Linked DNA regions of Homo sapiens: region 1 is linked to region 2. The links are chromatin loops, found by intact Hi-C in ENCODE. Cell type or tissue: HCT116. All regions are shown on one strand. Links, peaks and the distances in the headings refer to the core of each region. The heading gives the core; the rest is flanking DNA. Region 1 overlaps JPX (JPX transcript, XIST activator). Region 2 overlaps LOC101928380 (a long non-coding RNA gene).

Evidence for each region. Peaks named below come from ENCODE experiments on the same cell type or tissue, not always from the same donor. Only the 100,000 strongest peaks of a DNase experiment are listed, where the experiment ranks them.
Region 1: it touches region 2 in a loop (8-fold over the local background); 4 of 110 quality-filtered maps call a loop at or near these places.

Annotation. Positions count from the first base shown.
Region 1 is chrX:74,009,738-74,019,963 of GRCh38, forward strand. The region is part of intron 3 of JPX (JPX transcript, XIST activator); the gene reads left to right. Among named protein-coding and RNA genes, the nearest start is that of JPX, 71 kb to the left of the region's middle. In HCT116, for the core only: a CTCF peak has its summit at 5,874 (motif pointing left); a DNase peak (open chromatin) is centred at 5,864.
Region 2 is chrX:73,082,806-73,093,031 of GRCh38, forward strand. LOC101928380 (a long non-coding RNA gene) reads left to right here. Exons shown (of 3, transcript XR_244514.3): 3 at 1,368-1,830. Among named protein-coding and RNA genes, the nearest start is that of PABPC1L2A, 8.4 kb to the left of the region's middle. In HCT116, for the core only: no CTCF peak of the experiment used is centred there; a DNase peak (open chromatin) is centred at 4,166.

The DNA.
Region 1 (10,226 bases), core at 1,356-9,355, 930 kb after region 2:
ATCATTGAAACATTTTTATTTACAATATTATTAAGGCAAAATACTGTGGGATAAAGTGAAATTCAGCATGAACTGTGAATAACACAAAATATTTGTCAGAGGAGTTGAGGAATATCTACATATGTGGAAAGACATCTCATATTTGTGGACTAGAAGATTTAAGCATCGCTAGGTGCGGTGGCTCACGCCTGTAATCCCAGCACTTTGGTAGGCTGAGGTGGGCGGATCACAAGGTCGGGAGTTCGAGACCAGCCTGGCCAATATGGTGAAACCCCGTCTCTACTAAAAATACAAAAAAATTAGGCGGGTGTGGTGGCGCATGCCTGTAATCCCAATCCCTCTAGGCTGAGGCAGGAGAATCTCTTGATCCCGGGAGGCGGAGGTTGCAGTGAGCCAAGATCGGGCCACTGCACTCCAGCCTGGGCAACAGAGCTAGGCTCCCTCTCAAAAAAAAAAAAAAAAAAGCATCAAAAGGATAGTTCATTAATGGAAATAATAAATTGAAAAAGGGAAGGACATCAAAGTTTAATGCTTTTACTTTTTCATAATAACCATAAATAGTATGAAAATACAAACTATATTCATGGAAAATGTTTTGTTTTTATTTTTTTTGAGACAGAATTTTGCTCTTGTTTCCCAGGCTGGAGTGCAATGGCACGATCTCAGCTCACCACAACCTCTGCCTCCCGGGTTCAAGTGATTCTCCTGCCTCAACCTCCCAAATAGATGGGATTACAGGCATGTGCCAGTACGCCCGCCTAATTTTTTTGTTATTTCTAGTAGAGATGAGGTTTCTCCATGTTGGTCAGGCTGGTCTCGAATTCCCGACCTCAGGTAATCTGCTCGCCTCTGCCTCCCAAAGTACTGGGATTATAGGTGTGAGCCACCATGCCCGGCCCTTTGTTTTCAAATCTCATATCCAACATTGGACTTATGGCTAGAATATTTACATAATTCTCAAAAGATAGTATTAAAAATCCAAAGCTTTAAATTAGAAAATGGGCAAAAGTCATGAAAGAACATTCCCCTGAGGATAGGGAAATGTCAATAAGGACATGATGGAAATTAATACTATGATGAGATATTACAGAAGATTTATTTTTCTTTGAGGCGGAGTCTGCCTCTGTCACCGAGGCTGGAGTGCAGTGGCATGATCTCAGCTCACTGCAACCTCCACCTCCCGGGTTCCAGCGATTCTCCTGCCTCAGCCTCCCAAGTAGCTGGGATTACAGGCGCCTGCCACCACGCCCAGCTAATTTTTTTTTTTTTTTTTTTTTTTGTATTTTTAGTAGAGACGGGGTTTCTCCATGTTGGCCAAGCTGGTCTCAAACTCCTGACCTCAGGTGACCCACCTGCCTCAGCCTCCCAAAGTGCTGGAATTAAGAGGTGTGAGCCACCACACCTGGCCTACAGCAGATTTATTTCAGTAGCTGAAATAGTTAAAACATAATGATTCCAAAGGCTGAGAAGCATGCAGAAAAAATTGAATCTTTATTGCTGATGGGAATATAAAACTGTATACCACATTGGAAAATAATTTGGCAATTTCTTTTAAAGCTAAACACACACATACAGTTAGTTAGGCTTAGCAATTGCTGTCATGGCCTATTTCATAGAAATGAAAATTTATGTGTAGACCAAACCTGCACTTGACTGTTCACAGAAATTTTATTTGTAATAGTCAGAACCTGGAAACAACTCACATGTTATTCACCAGGTAAACAGTTAAATAAGTCTGTTATTTCCGTATTGTGTAATACAACTCAAAAATTAAAAGGAATAAACTACTACTATACAAATAAGCCTTAGATGATTCTCAATTCTGAAGGAAAAACCCATTTCAAGTTGTAACATAATGCTTATTTTTATGTATCTTAATGTGATGAAGTTAAATAGTTTAGAGAACATTGTTCGTATTCATCTGTTAGGGATGGTAGAAGTTAGGGTTGTATGTGATTATAAGACTAGTGGAAGGGATACGTTTTTAATGATGGATGAGTTCTGCATTCTGATTCATGCAGTGGTTACAAAAATGTATACATGTGATAAAATGTCATGTAAATGTGCACATTTCACCAATGACAATGTGCTGGTTGTGATATTGTACAATGTTAATGGAAAATATCACCACTGGGGAAAATTGAGTGGTATGTGTAAACGGTACTATATTTGCAGCATTTTGTGAGTCTTTATTTTAACATAATATGTAAATATGTAAAGCAACTAGAAGAATGGTTTTAATACAGGAGAGTAACAGCTTATAAGCAAGAGAAAGAAAAATGATAAATAATGTGAACACTTACCAAAGGAAGGGTGGAACAGAGAAATAAAGGACAGGGAAAATTATCTGGGATGATTCCTAAATTCCAATATTTGGATGGAACTATACAGAATTTTAATATATCTGGAAAATAAACTGAAAATATTAACGGATCCACAGATATTGAAGACTTAACCTTTTTTATCTCATTATTCATTAAAACAAGTGAAATGTTATAGGGAATTCTTCAAATTGAAAGAAGCAGCTCATGCATAACACAAAAACATGAATGTATAAAACTGACTGGTAAAAGGTAAGTAACTCAAATTCACAGTACTGGTATACTGTAATGGTGGTGTACAAATAACGTATATCTTTATTGTTAAGGTTAATACACAAAACTTTTTTAATGAGATGGCTGTTGCTATGTTGCTCAGGCTGGTCTGAAACTTCTGGGCTCAAGCAATTTTCCCCCCTCAGCCTTCTGATTAGACGGTATTATGGGCACCTGCCATGATGTCCATCTACAAAACTATTAATAATTACAACAATTTGTTTAGCCATATGTGATATAAATATATGTAAGGTGTGACATCAAGAACATAATGGGTCACCAAAATCTCAGAGTAAAAACACTCTGGTTTTACTCACCCCCATAGAACCTCAGTAATATATCCAGCACCAATATTATCACAAGTTATATCCCAGAACTGAAATCCGAGGCTGAGACATTTCCTCAGACTACAGAGAAGTGAAAAACTTGGAGCAGATGATAAAAGGCTTCTTCTGTATTTATGAGACTCCTATGTGCCTGCCATCATGTGTGGAAAATTTTATCGACATTCACCAGTTCAACATGGGATAAATGTGAGATTTTGGCACACAGCTTCTTCACCATCTTGGCTTCTCTTGTTGAAAAGCTGTTAATAGCTTAAAACATGGGAAGTATTGTGTGTGCTTGTAGAAAGAAAATCCCATGATGGCAGTGAAAGACAATTGGGCCAGTTGAGATTCACAACTCCAGCCTGAAAATTTTCTTTACGTCAGACAACATAGATGCCAAGTCAGAGTGGCTGTTCAGCAGCACTATAATGTAGTAGGCAGAGTTCATAGTTCTTTGCACAAATGCCTATCCAACCTTCCTGCACAGCCAGAGGATTGACTTTGGGACCCCTATATGGGATGGGCAATGCTCCAAATGTTTGTGAGAGCTGAGTCAAATCTAAAACAGGCAGCACTCACGGATTAAGTAGTCTTGACAGGGAACTACAAATAATAATATCTAAGAAAATATACTCTAGGAAGACCAAAAAAAGCTAGACAGCTGAGACTGGAATAAATATATAATTAATTGTTCAATGTGAAACTGTAGGCATACGTCTACAAGAAACAGCAGCAAGCCAATAACCATGACTACCCTGAACAGAGAAAGCATGGAGCCAGTTGCCATCCCTAATGAGATGGTAATGTTTGAACTCTAGAATCAAGAATTCATAAATGCAATTTTAAGGAAATGTAGCAAAACCCAAGATAATGCAGAAAAGGAATCCAAGAATGTATTAGAAACTTGAAGAGATTGAAATAATACACCAAACAAATATTGCAAATGAGAAATAATTGTTTCAACTGAAATAATTATTAGAGGATGTCATTAGCAGAATGGATCAAGCATAAAAAAACAGTGATCTTAAAGATAGGGTATTGGAGAATCTGTAGAGATTAAAGAAATAGAAAAGGCCTAGAGAATAGCTACAGGATATAGAGAATAACGTCCAAACAGCAAATTAAATAATCATTGGTGTTCAAGTGGTAGTTTTGGAATAGCAAGGGCAGTAAAGCTTATTCAATGAAATAACAATACATTCCAAATGTAGAGGAAAGTACTTTTCAGGTACAACAACGTTAAAGACCAAATAGATTCAGTTTAATTAAGAATACCCCAAGGTGTGTGTGTGTGTATATATATATATATATATATATATATAATCATCTCAAAAACATACTACAAAGAGAAAGGACACTGAAAACAGCAAGAGAAAAGCAAATAACATTATATACTTCCAATTTGTTTGTTAACAGACTTCTGATCAGAAATTGTACATACCAGGAGGGAGTGAAGTGACATAAAGTGCTAAAGGAAAAAAGTTAACCAACAATACTGTACCCACAAAAGATTTCCTTGAAAGATTGAGAGATAACATCGTTTACAAAAAGAAAAGGAAACATGGTGAGAATTCATCACTAGACTCGTCATTCAAGAAATGCTAAGTTCTTTATCCTGAAGAAAATTATGCTAACGTCCAAAGAGAAAAAGTTTGACATTACAAAACTCAGTGGCCAATGCAAATACATAGGCAAATGCAGAATAAATTAATACGCTTGTTTTGTGTAAGCCTCTTATATCCATAATACGAGGAGTAAGATGCAAGTCTATGAAAAGTAACTATAGCAGCATCATAAAATATAGCCAATTTAAAAATAGACATGAGAAAGTCAAAATGTGGGGGAATTGAATTAAAGCATAAAATTGATTGGCTGTTTATATTCCTTATGATGAAAATTATTATCGGTTTAAAAATACTTTTATCTATGAGATACTACCAAAGAAAGTCACTTAACCACAATGGGAGAAGGAAGAAAGAAATAATTTGGAAAACGACAAAAAAGTACCAATCAAAATGTCAATAGTGATTTCTTACCTATCAATAATAATATTGATAGGTATTATCTAGGATCCCCCTAAAAAGAACAGAGAGTGGCTCAGTGGATATTTTAAAAAATCGGCTGGGTGTGGTGGCTTACGCCTGTAATCCCAGCACTTTGGGAGGCCTAGGTGGGCGGATCACCTGAGGTCAGGAGACTAGCCTGACCAATATGATGAAACCGCGTCTCTACTAAAAATAATACAAAAAAATTAGCCGGGCTTGGTGGCATGCGCATGTAATCTCAGCTACTCGGGAGGCTGAGACAGGAGAACAGCTTGAACCCGGGAGGCGGAGGTTGCAGTGAGCCAAGATCACGCCATTGCACTTCAGCCTGGGCAACGAGCGAAATTCTGTCTCAAAATAATAACAATAGTCAGTCCCAACTATATGCTGCATGTAAAAAATTAACTTACATATACACATTGACTAAAAGTGAAGGGATGCAAAAAGTTTTCAAATGGAAACCAATAAATAGCAGCTGTATTTGTATCAGATAACAGAAAATTTTCACTTAATATTTATTAGGTGAAAAGGTGTGAATAGAGACAAAAAAGTATTATGTAGTAAATACTTATGAAGGGTCAATTCAGGAAGAGGGTATAAAAATCGTAAATATGTATGCATCCTGCAGCAGAACACCAAAATATATAAAGCAAACTGTAAGCGACCTAAAGCGAGAGAAACTGCAATACAGTAATAGTAGGGGACTTTAGTAACCCTTCCTCAACTCTTGTCACCTGAGTACACAGAGGCTTATTCCAACTGGGGGAACGAAATAGAAGACAGTGGGATAATTTGCCTAGTAACCCAGGCAGTTCTACCCTGGTATTCCCCAAGTCCACCAGTGCTGTGTATGTGCCAGGCTTTAAGCCTGGCTGTGTTCCTGGTCCTAGGGCGCCCTCTAGTGATGAAATGGTTGCAGTGACCACATTCTTAGATAAAACAACACAATCACATTTAATTTTTGGGACGCCCTGTGAAGAAGGGCAGCTACGAAGTAGCAGACTACAAAGATTGGAATAAATACCTAACTCTTAAATGCCTGGACACTGGAGAACTTCCACAAGCATAAGACCATCCAGGAGACATGACATCTCCAAAAGGACTATGGGATCTAGTTTTGGAGCGATGTAGTTATGTTGCCTCTCATACAGGAAACTCAAAATAGCTAGGAACTATGATCTAAAATATACAAAGGAAGTAGCCACTGACCGACCCTAATGAGATGGTGATGTGTGTGATGTCAGGGTAAGAATTCAGGAGAAACGTTTTGGGAAAATAGCAAACACCATGATAATGCAGGAAAGCAATTCAGTAATTTATTAAATGTAACAAATACTGAAACAATAGATAACCAAACTGAAATACTGGAACTGAGAAATAATGACTGAATGGACAAATGCACCAGAAGGTCTCAACAGCAGCACTGATCCAGCAGAACAAGAATCAGTATTATTAAAGACAGGCTATATGAAAATGCACAGTGAGTGCAGAAAGAAGCAAAAAGAACAAAAAAGTATGAAGCATGCGTACAAGGTGAAGAAAATAATCTTGAAAGCACAAACCTCAGAGTTACCATTCTTAAAGAGGGAGAGTTTGGAGTTGAAAGTTTAGAGAAGTAGGCCGGGCATGGTGGCTCACGCCTGTAATCCCAGCGCTTTGGGAGGCCGAGGTGGGTGGATCACCTGAGGTCGGGAGTTCGAGACGAGCCTGCCCAACATGGTGAAACCCACGTCTCTACTAAAAATACAAAAGTTAGCTGGGCGTGGTGGCTCACGCCTGTAGTCCCAGCTACTTGGGAGGCTGAGGCACGAAAATTGCTTGAACCAGGGAGGCAGAGGTTGCAGTGAGCTATGTATGTGTATATCCAGATGTGATTACCCAGGTAGAAGACAGTAAAAAACAAAAACAAGCAGATTCAACCAAAATAAGGCTTTGCCAAGGAATGTAACAATCAAATGTTCAGAGGTAGAGAAAAATTTAAATGGTCCTAAAAGCTGCAAGAAAACAAGCAAATAATGTATAAATGAGCTCTGATACATCCGGTAGTGAAGAGTTTACAGGCTAGGAGGGAGTATGATGACATATTTAGTGCTGAAGGAAATAACCTGCCAAATCAGAATATCAAATTCAGCAAAATATTCTTCAAACTTGAAAAATAAATACTTTACCAGACACACAACAGCTGAGGAATTTTTGTCAACATCAGACTTGTCTTAAATGCTAGAAAGAGTAATTCAGTCTGAAAGGACATTAATGAGCAAAAAGAAAACATCCGAATGTTTACAACTCATAGAAAAAGGAGGTACATAAATATAGAATAATACTGTGATTGTGGTATGTAAACATATTTTTAGCAGGAAGAAGACTAAAAGGTAATTCTATTAAAATTATAACTACAAAAATATTAGAGATAGATAAACATAACAAAGATAAGATCATAGCATGTAGGGTGGAGATTAAGTGTGGAGTTCTTTGGTTTTCTCTTTGCTTGTCATTCCTTGTGACTACAGATACCTTGTCATTAATTTAAAATTATTGGTTATATGATGGTTTTTGCAAGCCGCATGACAACAACCATGCAAAAACCTCAGAAAATAAAAGCAAGGAATTAAAATATACTATCAGAAAAAAATTAGTTAATGGAATACAGGGAGGAAAGAAGAATGGACGAGAGGACCAACTAAGCAAAATTTGAAAGAATGGAAAAGGAGCAAACACTTTCAGTTTCATTCTACAAGGCCAGTGTTTCCCCGATAACTAAAGGAAAAGGTCTAAAAACCCCCAAACAACAATAAACCCCAGAAGACAAATATGTCTGATTCACACAGATGGAACAATCCAGAAGAAAATGCTAGTAAACTGTATTCAACAACACACTAAAAATATAATTCATACTTATCAAGGTGGATTAATCTTAGGAATGCATGGATTGTTCAAGCTATGCAAATCAATTAGTTTTATGTCGTATAACAAAGTCAACAACCATAATGTTGTAATGGATGTCCAAAAAGTATTTTATAAATTAAATATTTTATTAAAAATTATCTCAAAATTGGGTATAGAGTTAAGATATCTCAACAGACTGGCAGTTGAACTTACACTGTCCTTGTGAGCAAGGAAAACTGACAAGCATACTGCTAGATTTGGAAGACATTAAAAATGCCCATGTTCAGCACTTTAGTTCACCATGTTACTGGGAGTTCTAGTCAGAGCAAGTATAAAAGAGAAACAAATAAGGGCATTCATATTAGAAAGGGAGAATTATAAATATCCCAACAGATACAAATAAAATATATAGGAAGAAACTTAACCAATCAAGTAAAATGTATCTACAAGGAAAACTATGAGTCATTGATAGAAATTGAAGAGGACACTAGTAAATGAAAAGATACTGCATGTTCATTTAGCGGGAGAAGTTATATTGTTAAAAACCCATACTACATATAGCAATCTATAGTTTCAAAATGCCAGTGTTATTTTTTCACAGAAATAGGAACAAGACGAAGAATAGACACAGTAATCCTGAGCCAAAAGAACAAAGCTGGAGTCATCACATTACCTGACTTAAAATTATATGACAACGTAACACTAACCAAAACCGAATGTGACTTGCATACATATACATACACCAATGTAACATCTACAAACCAGAAATCCATGTATTGAAACTAAACTTGGCCTATCAGAGAGCTCCAACAGCCCAGGCTCCACAGGTTGAGTGAGTGCTGCCAGCACAAATGTATTTATAGGTGTTTGTAATCCCGCTCCTGCTGGGCCATCACTCGTGCAATCGTGTGCATGAACAACGGTAACCTCGCCCCTTGTTTGTTGTTACTGGTGCGAATGGGCACCAGCAACTCCACACCTACCATTCTGCCCCAAGTGCAAATGTGCACATGGGTGGCAGCAACTAGCCTCCTCTAGGGCCTCATATTTGCAGCCAGTGGCATGAGTTCTAGCATGGACGATGTTAAACCCTACTCTTCCAGTGTCCCTCCCCATCTGACACATGTACACTCTTCCATGCTGTTGAGGCTACTGGCACGAGCAAGTGAGCCTGGATCCCACTGCCACCAACCCAATGAAATAGTATGGCTACCACCCCCTATTTGAAAACTGTGGGCAGCGTAACAGGAACACATCCGCCCCTCCAGTTCGGCATGTTTCTAACCTTGAGGGACCAGAGAACACAGCGTCCTTTCTTGACCCTGCTTCCCCAGAGTTAGAGCATGCAGCCCAGGAATCCTGAGGTGAGCCTTGGCCCCCTAAAATCTTCCAGAAATGAAGCCAGTCAACTGAACCCACTTTACACCTCAATCAAAACCCAAGGGCATTGAAGAAGATTAAAGAAAAACATCATACAAAGCACAGCATCTTCAAAGATGGAAAGAATATTAGTCCACATACATGAGAAAGAAGTATTGCAAGAACTCTGGCAGTTTGAAAAGCCATAGTGTCTTCTAACTTCCAAAGGGCCACACTAGCTTTCTGGGAGAGGTTCTTAACCAGGCTGAGATGGGTTAAATGACACAGGGTAAAGAATATGGGTATGAATGAAGATCATTGAGATTCAGGAGAAAGTTGAAACCTAATCTAAGGAATTTAAGGAACACAATAAAACAATACAGATGTTGAAAACTGAAATGGCCATTTTAAAATCTGGTAGAGCTGAAAAGCACACTACATAATTACATAATGTAATTGGGAGTATTAACAGCATAGATGAAGCTAAGGAGAATCTCAGCTCTAAGACTATTTAGTTGAATTAGCTGTCAGACAAATATTTTAAAAAATTTAAAAACTAAACAAAATCTCTATGAAATATGGCATTCAAATCTATGAGTCACTGACATTCCTGAAAGAGGCAAAGAAAGCAAGCAACTTTTTAGTTTATTGTCCATCAGTTTTTCTGCAACCTTGCTAGAGAGGCCAAAATTCAAATTCAGGAAATTCTGAGAACACTGCAAAATACTGTCCCCCAGACAGTTATCAGATTGAAATGAAAGAAAATGTCCAAAACAACTATAGAGAAGGGCCGGGTAAACTACAAAGGGAAGCCCATCAGGCTAACGGCATACCTTTCAGCAGAATCCCTAGAAGCCAGAAGATATGGATACCTATATTCGGCGTTTTTAATATGAAGTGATTCCAACCAGTAATTTCATATTCAGCCAAATTAAGCTTTATAGGTGAAGGAGAAATAAGATCCTTTACAGGCAAGGAAGTGCCAAGGCATTTCATTACCACCAGACCTGCCT
Region 2 (10,226 bases), core at 1,004-9,003:
GTACCAAGTATTCTGCCGGCCAGACCGTCCCTGAACTCAGGGAGCTTATTTTCTAGTGGGGAGACAGACAATAGACAGATCAGGGAATATGAAAACAGTTAAAGGTTGCTATGAATGCTCTCGGGGACATAAACAAGATGATTTGGTACATATTGCCTAGAACCCCAGAAAAGTGGCAAAACGGGAGACATGAAGCTCAGGGAAGGCCTTTCTGAGGACAATGATAAGCCACCAGTCTTTCAAGGAACCAGGGGGGAAACCTGCCCAGCAGAGGGAAGGGCAATTCCCCTGGCCCTGTGGCAGAAAAGAGAGGGTGCTGGGGGTGGGGGTGGGGGCAGAAAGGATGCCAATGTTGCATGGAGCCCAGTGTGAGAGGGGATAGAGGAAGGAAAGGGAGGAAGGCGCAGTGGTGGGTGGTGCCATGATGAAGAGTCTGGTTCTTCTTCAGAGAGCTCAGGAGAGCCAGAGAAAGGATTGAAGCAGGTAGTAGCATAATCTAATGCCCATTCAGTGGTTTCTCTCTAGCTGCTCTGTGTGGGCAATATCACAAGTGGGCAGGGCACAAAGGAAAGCAGGGAGACCAGTTAGGAGGCTCTTGCAGTAGTCCAGTCCAGAGACAGCAGGGGCTTGGCCCAGACTGGAAGCATCAATGTGGAGACTAGTGTGTGGATTCACATGATATTTTGGAAGTGGAAGAGACAGCGCTTGTGAGTGGATTCGAGGCAATCTCAGAGGTCTATGTACGGTCATAGGAAAGACAGAGAGTGGGTGGGCATGGTAGATTTGGAGAAGGGAGAAAGACAGATGGGGGTGTGTGTCAAGAGCTCCTATTTGCACAGGTTTAGTTACTGAGGTCTGCTTGTCATCCATAGAGGCTGGAGAAACAGAATTGTTGAGACAACAGGACACAGTTAGGGTCTAAAGCCACAAAACTGAGTAGGATCACCTAGAGAGAGTATAGCCAGGAGAAGAAGGTGCAGGGCTACTCCCTGAGATACTCTGACACTTAGAAGTTGGGTGGGGAGCACAAGCCAGCAAAATAGATTCAGAAGGACTGGACAGTGAACAGGACTCCTCTCTAAGGCCTTGCATGTCCGAACATGTCCAAACTTCTCGCCAAGGCTTTTCATCACCAGCCTCAATATCCTCACTCAGACTCTGCTCTCAATGCTCCTAGCTGTACGTGCATGGGAGTTGGTTTAAAATGGGACAACAACGACTTTGTGTGCTTGGCTTTGGACTTCACTCTCTGATCATTTCTCAGTGGAGCTTTCAAAAGAGAGAGAGGTTCGGATGCAGAGAACTTCGAAGAGTGGGGTAGGCACTGCTCTGCTATTTCATGTGGCCCATCTCCTTTTTCCTTTCAGGAGGGAGAAATCAGAAGGAGTGGGGATGCAGTTCAGAGAGCAGAGGAGAAGAGAAGAAAAGAAGGAAGAAGGAAGAGGACTAGGGTTGGGTGGGGGGGGAGGACACCAATGGGAAGAGGGACAGATCAACTCTATACACAAAAGTAAATCAAAACACCAAAAACAGGGGTCTATGTAAAGAAGCCTCTTCCCGTGAATTGCTCGTTGCATAGCTGCAGGGAGGGTGTTTAGGGGCATAGAGAATGAAAACATACCTGTATTTTGGTGTAGGGAAATTGTTTCTGTCAATTCACACCGTCCACACACCACCTCCCACCCCAACCCCGCCACTACCAAATTCCTCTAAATAAAAATAATTATGAGATACAGGCCAACAAAAACGTCAGCGTTAGGCTGTTATTTAGAGAGAATTGGAAAGCGTTTGAATGTGGCCCTGTTGTTTAATAAACGATAACAATGATTACTAAGTTGTCCTGAGTCAATACAACAAATTTAGCAAATGGTCCTTTGGGTCCTTATAAAGTGAAGAGTTGACGGAGACAGATTTGTATATGGGGCAGGGATGGAATGGTAGTCAGTCCTGGAGAAATAAGAACCCCGGGAGGTGATGAAATATGTACAAGTATGTTTATCACAGAAACACTCATATTGGGCAAATCAGGGCACAAAGCAAGTATGCATCAGGTGAGGAGTGACTGATACATTGGCAGTGCAGCCATTCTGAGGATTATTATGCAACCATTAACAAGTATGAGTTATCTCTATATAAGCTGATTTAAGGGGATTTCCAGAATGTGCTATTACCAGGCGAGAAAAGCAGGTTTGTTGTCATTTTGGTGCAAACAAAAGGAGATGGGCCTTGGAGTCAGATTGACTAGTAGGCTGAATTTCAGAGCAAAACACTTAACCATTCTTGAGCCTCAGTGTGTGCTCAGAGTTTGAATTTCAGAAACCCTAATTAAGCATCTTACAAATTTCATTTGTGACAAGCAGTTTTGCCCCAGCTCTGCTTAGAAACCGAGCCAAAGGGCTGTATTGACTGATGGTTTTTGCATAGCATTCCAGATATTTTTCTCTCTGAGAACCAATTCACCTTCTAACACACGCTTGAAGCCTTAACTCATGCCCTTCTTTGTTATAATTTTAGGCAGTTCACAAAACTGATTTTATAACAATATACCTACAGATACACCCCAGGCCATGACTTAAGAGTTGTGCTTACTTTGGTCAAGGTACTTTACCCCCCTTTTTTCCATCTTAGCTTTGGAGTCCCCATCTGTACAAAGGGATATTTATAAGGATAACAAGTGATAATGTATGGTAAATGTTTTTCACAGTGCCTGGCATGCATTCAATGCCCAATACAAGAGACTCCTTATTAATCTTATTGCCCTCTGTCCTGGGGTTGTGCTTGTTCAGCTGGTTTTTGAAGGTCCAGTGTCTTGTCTTTCTGGTGCTCCAGGCAGCCTGGAATTTTCTCTCTAACCAGGAGCAAAGTGTCAGTACAGAGGGAGTCTGATCCTCTGGGTTCTCTGGCCTGAACTCGCTTAGCTCACACTCTCATTGAGCTTCTCTGTACTAGTCCCAACCATAGGACCTTTTAATGATCCAGTTATTTATTTTCTGGAGGCTCAGGGTCCGCACATTAATTAACACATGAAAGCATGGCATTTTCTGTACTCAAGGAAACCACCCAGAAGATTTAATAACACTATCTCAACAAAATGGGGTATTGAGACAGGAGAGAATTTTCTGTCAACTGCTATTCATCCTTTTGAGCAACATCTTGGGGGCCATTTGAGAGGTAATTTACTGTAAGGTAATACACTCCTTCAGCTTCTTTGCTGCAGGCTACTGAACACACTTTGATGTCTCCATGATGTCTCTGGAACAATATTACCAATATTCACCATTGTGATGTGATGCATGCATGGATTACTGAAGCGTGAGTTGGCTGATCTCCAGTATCATGAGCTGCTGATCAATTTTAGGTTTTCGCTTTGTTTAATAGATGTAAAACGAAATCTCCTTCAATGTGGTAAAATCTTGCTAATGTCAAGGTGATTAACCTTGGGACTTCCTCCCATACAGATCATCTTTTTAAAACTGTCTCCAAATAATAGTTCTTAATTAAAAATATATATGTATGCACATGGTAAATATAATAGTGATGATCAGAAAGTACAAAGGAGCTTATGATAAAAAACAAAGATTCAAGGTCCCATCACTTCCTACTCCCCAACTGTGCTTCCCAGAGTAGACCACTTTAACAATTTCTGTTTGCAGTGTTCTGACCATTACCTCCTTATATCTAAAGAAAATGCCTAATCTGCTAATTCAATAATTCATCAACTTCAGACATCATCAAGTGACCATCCTCTACCAGAGAGGAGGATTTAACTCACTCACACTATCTTCAATCTGCCCTGTCTTTCCTTCTGGCAATTTTTATACCTTTTGATCTTTAGTTCTTCTATTGGTGACTCCAGTGACTTTAAGTGATATGCTTAACTCTCAGTCTCTAGCGTACACCTTCGTCAGTTTCCCATAAAATAAGGATGTTAGCACCCCTCCCCTTCCCTTAGCCTCTCCTCCCTCTTTCTATATCCTCTTTTCCAAACAGACTGCTGCTCATTGACATCCACTTCTGAAAACTTAGTTGAATTATTTGGGCTTTGAAAAGCAACACAAGCCTTTTACCCTTTAATGAATCTCTAATAATGTTGTCCACAAGGGTCACATTTCTTCACACTTTAAGGTGGGCCACTAGAGGGCGGTTAATCCTGATGTAAATTAAATTAAAAAAAATTAATTAATGTAGACAGGAGGACTAAGTGCAGGAGATGTTTTGTATGACACAGAAACTATATTTAGTAACAATTTATTGTATACTTAAACATTGGTGAAAGTAGATTTTAAATATTTTCATCACAAAATGTATGTGAGATAATGAATGTTTTAATTTGATTTACTTTCCCAAATCTATACATATAACAAAATATCATATTGTGTATTACGTATTTATATAGTCAATTGTAACATCAGTTACTTTACTTTTTAAAATAAAATCAATTAATGTAACCCATCACTTCAACAGGCTAAAGAAGAAAAATCACATGACTATATCAGCGGATGAAGAAAAAGTGTTTGACAAAATCCAACTCTCATTCATGAGCAAAACCCCAAATAATCGAGACATACAGGATAACTTCCTCATCTTGGTAAATAATATCTTCAAAAGAAATACAGCTAACATGATAGTCAATGGTTGGAAATTTGAAGCTTTCTTTCTAAGAGCAGGAACAAAGTAAGAATGTCCCCTCTCACCATTGCTTTCTACATTTTACTGGAAGTCTTAGATAATTCTATAGGACAATAAAAATGTAAGTATACAGATTAAGAAGGAATACATGCAATTGTCTTCGTTCACAAATGACAAGATCTATGTTAAAAAATCCAAAAGAGTCAACAAAAAATACCTCCTGGAACTAATAAATGATTATAACAAGGTTTTAGAATAGAAGGTTAATGGCCGGGCGTTGTGGCTCACATCTGTAACCCTAGCACTTTGGGAGGCCGAGGCGGGCAGATTATCTGAGGTCAGGAGTTCAAGACCAGCCTGGTCAACAAGGTGAAACCCCGTCTCTACTAAAAATACAAAAAATTAGCCGGGTGCAGTGGCCCGCACCTGTAAAATCCTAGCTGCTTGGGAGGCTGAGGCAGGAGAATCGCTTGGACCTGGGAGGTATAGGTTGCAGTGAGCCAAGATCATGCCACTGTACTCCAGCCTGGGCAACAGAGTGAAACTTCTTTTCAGCAATATATATACAAGTTTAATATGAAAAGTGTCCGTTGTTTTCCTATATACAAGAAATGAAAAAGTAGAATTTTAATCTGCAGATCAATTTGGAGAGTAGTGGCATCTTAACATTATAAGTCTCCCAATCTATTAACATGTAATGTTGTTCCATTTATCTTCTTTAATGTCTTTCAGCAATGTTTGGTAGTTATCAGAGTATAGGTTTGGCATTTCTTTTGTTAAGTATATTGGTAAGTATTTTTTTCTGTGATGCTATTATAAATAGAATTGTTTTAATTTCCTTCTTGTATTGCTCGTTGCCATTATCAAAAAATAAAATTGGTGTTTGTGCATTAAAAAGGACAAAATACCATTTACGTTAGCGTCCTCAAAAATGAAATACATAGGTATAAATATAACAAAATATATACAAGACCTATATTAGGAAAGCTACAAAACTATGATGAAAGAAAGCAATGAATAACTAAATAAATGAATATGCTGTTTCTTTTATTTTATGTGTGTTGTTGAGTTGCCTCCCCTGTCTTACCTGACCAAGACGCCTGAACCTATCTTCTTTCTGGGTCTGGGCTCTCCTAGAGAGGATATATCTTGGTAGGAATAAATGACACAGATCAGACAAGAGCCACATGATGTCTACCAGTGAAAACAAGTTTTCTGTGAGAGGGACATCTGGTCATGGTTCAGACACTTAGGAATTAGGCCATTCACCAGGATAAAAGAAGCATCCTGTAAAAGATATACTGTAAACATTCATGACCAAATACCTTGAAGCCCTGACTGGAAGGGCTGGAGTTTTTAGCCATCCTCCTAAGGGAGATCTCAAGACCAAATTAAAAAGAGGAAAATAGAATGTCAAAGCTAGTTAAAGAACTCCACCAGAGAAAAAAGTAGACTACTACTACCTTATTACTATTGATTTTAAAATTCTCAACAAAATACTAGCAATCCAAATGCAACAATACATTAAAATAATTATACACCACGAACAAGTGGGATTTATCTAAGGAATGCCAGGATGGTTCAACATATGAAAATCAATCAATGTAGTACACTTTTTAATAGAATGAAGAAAAAATGGCACAACCTCATCTCAATACATGCAGAAAATGCATTTGACTTGACAAAAGCTAACCCTCTCCCACAATTAAAAAAACCACTCAGCTAAGTAGGAATAGCAGAAAAATTTCTGATCATGGTAAAGGGCATTTATGAAAAACCCTCAGCTAACATTATACTCAATAATGAAAACCTGGAAGCTGTTTCCTAACATCAGAAACAAGCATGCTCGCTGTCATCACTTCTATTCAACATTGTACTGGACGCTCCAGCCAGAGCAATTGGCCAAGAAAAAAAAAGGCACCCAACCTGAAACAGAAGAAGTAAAATTATGTCTCTTTGCTGATGACAGTATCCTACCTATAGAATATTCTACAAAATCCATGAAAAAATATTACAGCTAATTAAAAAATTCAGCAAATCACAAGACCAACATACAAAAATAAATTTGTATTTCTATATACTAGTAGTAAACAGTATCAAGATAAAATTAAGAAACAATTTCATTTACAATAGAATCAAGTGATAAAATACTTAACAATAAAGTTAACCAAGAATGTAGAAGTCTTGTACTCTGAAAACTAAAACATTGCTGAAAGAAATTTTAAAAAGTGTAAATGAATAGAAAACTTCCTATAGTTATGGATTGGAAGACTTACTGTTAAGATTTGGTAATACTCCAAAATTACAAATTCAATACAATCTCTATCAAAATACTGACTTTTTCAAAAATGAAAAAACTGATCCTAATATTCATATGGTTGCACAGCATTGTAAGTGAGCTAAGTGCCGCTGAATTGTCCACTTTAAAATGGTTAATTATGTTATGTGAATTTACCTAAATAAAGCAAAAGCAGACACAGAAAAAAAGCTACATTATGAACTCAATAAAAAAGATGAAAAATGACAGCAGACTTTTTTTTATCAGATACCATACAATCAACAATATGAAGACATGATAGAAACATCTCAATTTGTATGATTTCAATGATTTTAAATATATTAGGGCTCCTTTCATGATATAGCATGTGGTCTATCAAGGAGAATATTCTATATGCACTCAAGATAAACAAGCATTCTGTTGCTTTAGGGTGGAGTGTTGTTAGGTCTAGCCTGTGTACAGCATTGCTCAAGCCTTTTATGCATATTTCTTATTTTATTTTCTGACTAGTTGTTCTATACATTATTGAAATTGAAAGTGGTTATTGAAGTCTCCAACTTCTTCACTGAGCTGTTTATTTTCAATTCTCTCAGATTTTGCTTTGCGTATTTTTCAACTCTGTTGATATGTGCACATGCGTTTAGAATTATTATGTCTTCTTGATATATTGAGCCTTTTGTCTTTATAAAATACAGTTGACCCTTGAACAACATGGGTTTGAACTGCACTGGTATACTTATATGTAGATTTTCTTCCACTTCTGCCACATCGGAGACAAGACCAACTCCTCCTGTTCTTCCTACTCCTCAGACTACTCAACGTGAAGATGATAAGGATGAAGACATTTATGATGATGATCCATTTTTATCTAATGAATAGTAAATATATTTTCTATTCCTTATCTTTCTTAATAACATTTTGTTTTCTCTAGCTTACTTTACTGTAAGAATATAGTATATAATACATATAACATAAAAATACGTGTAAATTGACTTTATGTTATCAGTAAGGCTTCTGGTCAACAGTAGGCTATTAAAAGTTAAGTTTAGGGGAGTAAAAAGCTATACATGGATTTCTGACTGCCTGGTGAGTTAGTGCTTCTAACCCCTGTGTTGTTCAAAGATCAACTGTATATGTTTTTCTCTCTAGTAAAAAAATTTTATTCTTTTTTTTTCTTCCTCCTTTTCCTGGTATCTAGTAAAAAAAATTTATGTCTGTTTTGTCTGATACTATTACCACCACTCCCAGTCTCTTTTGGATACTACTTGCATGGTGTATCTTTTCTATTTTTTCACTTTTAACCATTTTTTCATTTATTGTAAGGTGTAGTTCTTATTGAGAGCATTTATATAGATCATTTATTTTTTATCCATCTGCTAATAGATGCTTTTAGTTGAAGTGTTTAATACATTTGTATATAACTACTTTTAAATTAGGGTTTGCATCTGAAACTTTTCAATTTGATTTCTATAGATTATCTATCTTTTCTCCCTTTATCCTTCTATAACAATCTTCTTATGTGTTCAGTAGGTATTTTAGTACACTAGTTTAAATCCCTTGCCATTTCTTTTACTACATTATTCGGAGTTAGTTCTTTAGAGGTTACTCTGTGATTACAATTAACATATTAACTTTAAAAATCTAGTGAGAATAATACCAACTTGAATAGCATACAATTTTCCCTTATGTAGCTTCATTTCTTTTACCTACTTTATGCTATTATTGTCATACAAACTATATTTTTATACATTATATGCCTGCCAACACCAATTTATATTCATTGCTTTTCCCAGTTTTTCTTTTTTATTATTATTACTATACTGTGTTTTAGAGATGGTTCTTGGCACACCCTCTGAAACATTTAGTGGTAAATGGGACATGATATCTGAAACTTATATTTTAAAAAAGCAATATATGTGTGCCTACAGAGAGAAAATGATAAAGCAAATGTGGAAAATGACTAACAGTTGGTGAATATGGGTGAAGAGCATACAATTTTGTACTAGTCTTGCAACTTGTCTATGTTTGAAATTATTTCTATTTTTATTTCACTAGTTTTTAGGGTACAGATGATTTTTGGTTACATGGATAAGTTCTTTAGTGGTGATTTCTGGGATTTTGGTGCACCCGTCACCTAAGCAGTGTACACTGTACCTAATATGCCATCTTCTATTGCTCATCCCTCTTCCACCATTCCCTGCTGAGTCACCAAAGTCCATTATATCATTCGTATGTCTTTGCATCCTCATAGCTTAGAGCCTAATTGAAATTGAGAACATACAATATTTGGTTTTCCATTCCTGAGTTACTTCACTTAAAATAATGGCCTCCAGCTCCATCCAAGTTGCTGCAAAGGACATTATTTCATCCATTTTATGGCTGAGTACTATTCCATGGTGTATATATACGTATACACACACACACACACACACACACACACACACACACATATATATATATATATAATGTGGTATATATATATACCACATTTTCTTTATACACTCATTGTTTGATGGGCCCATTGGTTGGTTCCATATTTTTGCAATTGTGTGGCTGTAAACATGCTTGTGCATGTCTTTTTCACATAATGACATCTTTTCCTTTGGGTAGATACCCAGTAGTAGGATGGCTGGATTGAATGGTAGTTCTACTGTTAGATCTTTAAGGAATCTTCATACAGTTTTCCATAATGGTTGTACTAGTTTACATTTCTACCAACAGTGTAAAAGTGTTCCCTATTCACCACATCCACACCAACATCTATTATTTTTTTACATTTTAATTATGGCCACTCTTGCAGGAGTGAGGCCATATCTTATTGAGGCTTTAATTTGCATTTCCTTGATAATTAGTGATGTTGAGCATTTTTTCATGTTTGTTGGCTGATTGTCTATCCTCTTTTGAGAATTGTCTATTCATGTCATTTGGCCACTTTTTGAAGGGATTTTTTTTTTCTTGCTGATTTGAGTACCTTGTAGATTCTGGATATTAGTCCTTTGTTGGATGCATAGTTTGTAAACATTTTCTCCCTCTCCGTAGGTTGTCTGTTTGCTGATTATTTCTTTGGCTGTGCAGAAGCTTTTCTGTTTAATTAGGTCCCACTTATTTATTTATTTTTGTTTTCGTTGAATTTGATTTTGGGTCTCAGCCACGAATTCTTTGCCTAAGCCAATGTCTAGAAGAGTTTTCCTGATGTTATCTTGATAATTTTTATGGTTTCTAGTCTTAGATTTAAGTCTTTGCTCCATCTTCAGTTCATTTGTGTATAAGGTGAGAGATAGGAATCCAGTTTTAATCTTCTACATGTGGCTTGCCAGTT